2 separate regions of the Homo sapiens genome follow, and region 2 is linked to region 1. A link is a contact called in ENCODE Hi-C or POLR2A ChIA-PET data. All regions are on one chromosome and are shown on one strand. Each heading gives the region's core, a stretch centred on a gene start or an enhancer-like site at or near the end of the contact. The rest is flanking DNA. Distances are from core to core; before and after follow the strand shown.

The links. Hi-C counts contacts between places; a loop is a spot of excess contacts on that map. ChIA-PET counts read pairs that join two places held with the same protein, here RNA polymerase II (POLR2A). Pooled maps may share reads with other maps.
Region 2: a map of PC-9 shows a loop between it and region 1 (11-fold over the local background). The contact joins two enhancer-like sites. A Hi-C loop is called at or near these places in 3 of 168 maps with a recorded cell type or tissue (PC-3, PC-9 and mammary epithelial cell) and 3 of 50 pooled maps. POLR2A ChIA-PET finds 5 or more read pairs at or near these places in 2 of 52 experiments (MCF 10A and PC-3).

What each region holds. Positions count from the first base shown.
Region 1 is chr14:54,104,760-54,108,294 of GRCh38, forward strand. All of the region lies in intron 4 of LOC105370507 (a long non-coding RNA gene), which reads right to left. Among named protein-coding and RNA genes, the nearest start is that of BMP4, 150 kb to the left of the region's middle. Within about 2 kb of position 1,337, at least 7 of the 41 ENCODE cell types and tissues checked have a DNase peak (open chromatin) inside an H3K27ac peak, as active enhancers do; they include PC-3, PC-9 and mammary epithelial cell, where a contact is called at or near this core.
Region 2 is chr14:54,250,704-54,254,252 of GRCh38, forward strand. No RefSeq gene overlaps it. Among named protein-coding and RNA genes, the nearest start is that of CDKN3, 140 kb to the right of the region's middle. RefSeq lists an enhancer at 877-2,076. Within about 2 kb of position 1,753, at least 5 of the 41 ENCODE cell types and tissues checked have a DNase peak (open chromatin) inside an H3K27ac peak, as active enhancers do; they include PC-3, PC-9 and mammary epithelial cell, where a contact is called at or near this core.

The sequences.
Region 1 (3,535 bases), core at 87-2,586:
GTTTAAGCTCAATAAAATCTTAACTGTGCTTTACTTTTTAATTTAACTTTCAAACATTTCTTTCCTGTTTTGTGACTGAGAATCTCGTACATGTCACCCTTTCAGTGAAGTATCACAGGAAAGACATTTTTGTGGTGTTTAATGGAAATAATTTTTCTTGTGGTATTGCTCTGATACCCTGGGAAACTGGCTCCCAGAGATAAATTAGACTAAAAGCCATCTAGTGCTAATTTATTAAGCAGTCAATGGTTTAAAACAACTTTCTCTGTTTCAGCTCACTGGAGATCTGTTACCGGCTCTTGAGAAGACAGCAAAGAGCCAAAGACTGATAAATTTCATAGATTATCCTGACACAGACAAAGTGAAGTGTTGGCATAGAAGGGTTTTGTAGCTGGGAAGGGGTAGTACACACTGTGGGTATGTCTATGCATGTGTACTTTACACACCTCCAACATTCAAACTTCAGTCTTCCACACTGGACCTCCCATAATAGTAGTTGAATATGCTGAAGAAACAAAAATTCTCTCTCAGGAACAAGTCTCTATAAAGAAATATCTCCTAAATTTTCTCCTACTAGAGTGTACCACAGATCAGAAAAGTTCCATCTGTAACGGAAAATATTCATGATCTTCCCCAGGGTTCTAAAGACCTCATTTTTCTACAGATGCCCTATGACAATGGTTCTTAGCCTTGGTTTCAAATTAAAATCACCAGGGAGCTGATGTCTGGGCCCTACCCTTAGAGATTCTGATGACTTTGGTCTGAGGTATGGCCTAAACTTTGAAAGTTTTAAATCCAGGTGATTCTAATGCAGTAAAGCTCAAGAACCACAGCCCTATAAGATACTGTCAGAGATTCAGGTCTATCCCACATCCGTGACTACCAGGTGACTAAGCTGTTACTATGTATCCCTTTTTTTTTCTGAAAATTCAGATCATGGTCACTGACCAGAAACACAGGGACATCAGAAATAAAGGACCAACAGTAAAATGTTTTGCGTAGCTGCTCAACTCCAAATGCTATTCTATGTGAAGGAGACTGGATGATTGAACCTGTGGAGGAAAACGCAGCTAGAATAAAGTATTGAGAAGAGGGAAAATGACTTGCTGTTCGTTTAAATTGAATTTTTTTTCAAAGGCAATATGCCACTGACCCTCTCTTCAAAGACAGAGAAGCTCCTGAGCAGAAGGCAATACTACCTTTTATGACCAGAACTAATAATTACCCTCTACATCTTAAGATGCATAAGAATCACCTGTAGAGCTCATTAAATATGCAACTGCCTAGGTCCCACCCCGGGGAGATCCTGACTCAGTAGAGCTGGAGTGGGGCCCAGGAATCTGATGTTTTCAAAGCTCCCCAGGTGATTCTGATTGAGGTGCGCTGTGCCCCACCTTTGAGAAACACTGAGTCATTCTATCTCCAGGCAACCTCATGAATGGTTCTTTTGCACAAACTGAATTGCTCTTCTTTGGTAAAATATATTATCAAAGTCAAGGAAAAACAGGGATTGTGTCTTTAGTGAAATACACTGCAAAATATTTTTTGGAAGGCATTTAACTAAAATTTATATTGAGAAATCTTCAGTCCTTTTTGGGTATCCAAGTGCCTCAGCATTTCCTCAAATTACCTACAGAGAAGAATGAAGATGAATTTCTACCCACATACAACTCTACCCACAAATTACAGCCAATATAGTTCTTGGGAATAATGAGGGATTTTTCAAAATCAAAATCCCTTCATGCTTTGAGGGATCACAAACACTGATGAGGAAAATACAACCATGAAAACAAGCACACATGCTTTATTCAAGGAATTTGGGAAAGGGAATGGATATATTCCTCCATGCTAGAAGTTACTCCCTTTTCATGATTAATATGGAAAAGCTGTCCATATTTATGTTGATTTTTTAAGGTGACACATTTTCATTATGGCAGTTTTACCCACTTAGCATCAAAGATAATGGAAAGAAACAAAATGTCATTTCCAGTTTGGGATGGAAATGTAATAACTGGAACTTACCCAGTCTCTCCTTCCAATTCAATGTGTGTGTGTTATCAGAGTAGAGCTGTACATCTGCAAGATGCAGCTATAATTATTTGGCACAAAACTTTGGAATCCATAGCTTGTGAACCTAAAATTTACTCAGAATTTATAATTCTACTGTAAATAGGGAAATGTGTATGCGTTGAGTGTGTGTGTTTGTGTGTGTGTGTATGTGTGTGTGCGTGTGTATGTGTGTGTGTTTGAGTGTGTGTGTGTGTGTGTGTGTGTGATGGGGGCAGAGATGGATATTCCTCACTTCTTTGTGTTTTTCACTCAAAATTGCCCCGGTACTCTAAAGCTCTCCAGCCTTGAACATTGTTCCCGTGCTGTGCCCACGTTCCATTGGCACAGGCACGGAATGGTATGCTTGGAATGTCTCCACCCTCCAAAATATTTTTGGATCAAGCTTATCCCTTTTCCCTGAAAAACCTCTGTTGTACAGCATTTGCTTCACTGACTTTTATATTTTTGAATGTGGACCAAATCATGAAAACTCCAGGGCCCCAGTCAACTGTTAAAAGTTCTGTTAACCCTCTGACATCAACAGAATTCTCACTGAAGGAGAGCAAACATGGAGTTCTCTGCTTGGAGTCTAGTCTCTTGTGTCATATTTACCTGCAGGCTCATTTCTAAATGCTCTTGAATTTAGACTTCAGCTTAGAGAAGCTAATTACCATCCAATTTATGTGAAAATAAATGACTTTCTTTTGTAGTTTCCTCTAGATGGGCTTGTTTTTCCTAGTGCGAACTGACAATCTCAGTCAAAGACTGGAGCCTCAGAGGGACTTGCAGGGGAGACTGCGTTTCCTCTAAGTCAAATTAGTGGGGATGTTTTCACTTGTATCCCTATGAAGTCAGTCAATAAATAATAATGTTTATAACAGTAATAGCACTATTAAAGTGTTATTATATGTGCCAGGTACTGGGATAAAATTGTCACATACAGTATCTCATTTAATTTCCATAATAATCATAGGAGATGGCATCCCTATTTTACTTTATTATTTATTTATTTGTATTTTTGAGACAGAGTTTTGCTCTTGTTGCCCAGGCTAAAGTGCAATGGCGCGATCTCGGCTCACTACAACCTCCATCTCCCAGGTTCAAGCGATTCTCCTGCCTCAGCCTCCCAAATAGCTGGGATTACAGGCATGTGCCACCACATCCGGCTAATTTTATATTTTTAGTAGAGACAGGGTTTCACCGTTTTGGTCAGGTTGGTCTCGAACTCCTGACCTCAGGTGATTCAACCATCTTGGCCTCCCAAAATGCTGGGATTACAGGTGTGAGCCACTGCACCTGGCCAGCATCCCCATTTTAGTCATAAGAAAACTTAGATCACAAAGGTAGCATGTGGCACAGTCACAATTTTTTCAATTACCATGGGTTTATAAAAGAAAAAATGACAGTGAAAAGATTTTATGTATCCTCAAGAAAACTATGATTAAAATGAAAATTAAACTTTGTTTCTAACGTATCTGTGATAGCA
Region 2 (3,549 bases), core at 503-3,002, 150 kb after region 1:
ATCTTGTCCCTCAGTTAATGGTTCAGTATTCAGAATATTCTTTTTCTTGAGTTTTGGATACCACTCTGTGAGCTAGGAGCCATTTATCATATAATATTCTCTTTACTCTACAGGACTCTTCCCTGTCTATCAGCCCCCTCCACCATACCCCTTCTCTTGGCTCCATGCTTGGGGAGCCGAGAGAGGCCAGTTATCAGCACGACGTAATTGCCAACTGCTGAGTCCATTAGGAAGGGCAGGCGAGAAATCTCTCATTAACTAAAGCATAAACTTTCTTCTTATCTACAGGATTCTTATCTAAGTTCAGGCTATTGTGCCACAAATAGAACCCACAGGCCAGATATAAATATTAATGTTTGTGTTAAAAGTCCTTCAAATATGGCTGGTACTATCTCTAAAGACCTACACATATGATATAATTTACTTCCTCATCAAACAAAATTCTTGGCTGTGACTTCATCAGGAATGGAAGAAAAACAAAGGGAGGCCTGGGCAGCCCCCTCTGCCTTATACCAGCTCATTTTGGGTACAGTATCTTCCAAAATGGATTTGGATTTGGAGATCCAATTATACTGAGCATTTTTTTTCCTTCTTATTACAGACATAGACAACTGAAATTCACATAAGTGATGCTGGCTGGCAGAAGAAAGTTCAGAATCCCTCATCCCTTTCTTCTCTCTGCCAGGCTCACACACCCCGTCAAAGGAGAAAGCACAATTTTGCTGACCCTTTCAGGGACAAGTTGCCCTGGAACAAGTGAGCAAGCCAACTCTTGAGAATACTCTGGAAAAGCAAACAGTGGATTATCTTGGATGTGTCAGTCCCGTAGGCAGGTTTTCCCACTTAACGCTGGCACTCTTTTCTGCTTTGGGATTGCCAGACATGACTCCACCAGCAGGCACCCCACTCCCAGTCCCAGCTGTGTCCATTCCTCGTTCCAGAAGACACATACACATCTCAACTAGACAGTTATTTTAAATAGTCTACTCATAACTATGATTTTCAAGAATGTTGCAGCTGGAAAGTGAGGGGAAAAGGGCTTACAGATTATCCAGTCCAGAGGCTACAAATTCAAATTCTTAATGGGGTCAGAGAGGTACTGGAAAGGAGTGAAGCAAGCCATATATGAGACAATATGGAAAGGTGAGGACTGTGGCAAACCACCTAAAAATGGTCCCTCTGATTAGAATCAAACATTCCCATTTCAACAAAGAAACTAAGTCCCAAAGAAGTAAAGTAATCTGTCAGGATGAAAATTCAGTTTAGCTCATTTTCCACTAAACAGGTTATGCCTAGGCAAGAAGGGGAGAGTACAACGTTCTCCAAATCTGGTCTGGGGGTACATAAACCTTTGTTTTAGACTATTAAAAATGCCATCCTCCCAGGTATGTACCCTCCCAGTTTTACTCCACCCCATGGGCTGTGGTCAAGACCACATTCATTCTCAGGAATGTTCTGTCTGGGGAGAATTGCCGGGATATGATCTGTGGTCAGTGAGAAAGCCCTTTTGATCCCAGCCACAAGAATGCAGCTGAGCTCTGAATCCCTCTCTCCATAAATCAGAGTCCTCTTAGGAATGGCTGGGTGTGGCTCCCCACACAGGTGCTTGGTCACTTCAGCAATCCTAAGGGGGCACTCCTTCACTTTGAAAGTCTTCTAGGAGCTGCTGGAATCAAAATGGTAAATCCAGAAGACTCTGTGTTCACAGACAAATTCTTCCCGACTTTCTGGGCATCTGTTTTGTTCATTCCTAGCACCCAGGTGTGAGTGCCTGTCTGCCTTGCTTCTGTTTGCTATTTTGTGTCTCACCTTCAACCCAGAATCTGACTCAGCTTGGGAACACTAGCCAAAGAGTCTTATGTGTACACTGCTTTTAATGTGTCCAAGGATGCAGAAGGAAGCAGCTATTCAAATAGTTTAAGAAGTCTGAATACTGCTGTAGCCTCAGATCCTGGGTCCAAAGAGCTGACTGAAGACTGGCTGGAAAATTTGGAATCTTCTCTCCAGGGGATGCCCATGTGCCTCTGGGAGGGGAGCTCTTCCCTTAGCCAGCAATGAACTTCCTGAACAGACCAGCCATGAGATCAGCATGATACACCTGCCAGGAGGACTTAAGGCCAGGTCCACTTATGAAGACTCAGATGTTCATGGTAGCTATGATGTTTTGCAATGGGCCAGTCATGCCCTGGGAGTCTCAAGAGTGCATCTTAATTTCTACATTCATGAAGATATAATAATAGGAACATTTACTAAATACTCAATGGGTTCTAGGTACCCTGATAAGTACTTTACAGAGACTACCTCATTTAATTCTCACATCAGCCCTATGAAGTTAGTTACCACTATTGCAATCTCTGTTATATGGTTGTAGAAATTGAGGTTTCAAAACATTAAGTTAATTTGCCCTAATTCACCAAACTAACAAATAGTGAAGCCAATGTTAAAATATACCTATTCGGATTCCAGGGAACCATTAACTGGAAAAACATATTTCTAGTAAGAAATCTCACCAGGTAGGTAATGTCTTTGTAATATGCCTGAGCAGTAGTCAGATACTGAGGCAAAGACTCTATCAGAAACTGGGGATGTGAGAGGGCCTCCAGATCACAAACAAAGAGTGGGATCAGGGATAGGTCACAAGTTCCACCATGACTCAAGCCTCAGATCTATGCATACCTCATAGGTAAGTAAGGAGATTTAGGCAGCCTCCCTGTGCTGGCTACAGAGTATATGGGTGCTGCAGGTGAAGGCCACCCCCACCTGGGACCAGCCTCAAAGGGGATCAAGCCTGGCAGTCTTGGAAAGTTGGTCTTGGGAAGGCTACAGGGCAACCTGCAATACACACTGAACACCCTTTTGCACTGGTAGAAAAATCTGTCTACTCCTTCCTGGTAGATGGGAAGACCGCCTTCCAGGGGTTTCCTCGAGGCCAGAGGAGATCTGAGCACATGTCACAGGTCACAGCAGGCAAGAACAACAGTGAGGCTGCTGCTCACCCAGCCTCATTGCTCCCTTCTCTGTCATTCTCCTTCTCAACCCTAGAAATGACTCAGAAGAGCAGCTAAGGTGACTCAGAGAGAAGCCCTTTCAAGTTCCTAAGAAAACATGCATGCAGCCAACAGTGAGGTGCATTTGCTCACGGCTGTGTTATTTTAAAGGCAAATGTGGCTCCAAAATGGAGCCACCATCCTAGCACGGGGCCAAATCACACTGTGGGCCATTTTTAGTGGAGAGAGACTGTTTACAATAAATCCAGGCAGGCTTTAAATGTTGATTTATTCTTCTTAAAAGCCGAACCACACCATGTGGATTGGCTGAATCCAATAAGGGATTCTGGGATTCATTATTTTAAGTGGGACACAGTTTGGGGGGATGTTGGCTGACAAGGCTGTGGGGAAAGGCCTGTGTGGCTGTTCTTAGGGCCAGGGTCCAGGACTCAAAGTCAGGGGATGCCCAAGACCTTTCCTTCTTCCCCTCCTCACTCAAGCTCCCTGACTTTTGGCCACTCTGCTAACACCCTTAGTACCTCTATTGTATGGAGAATTAAAA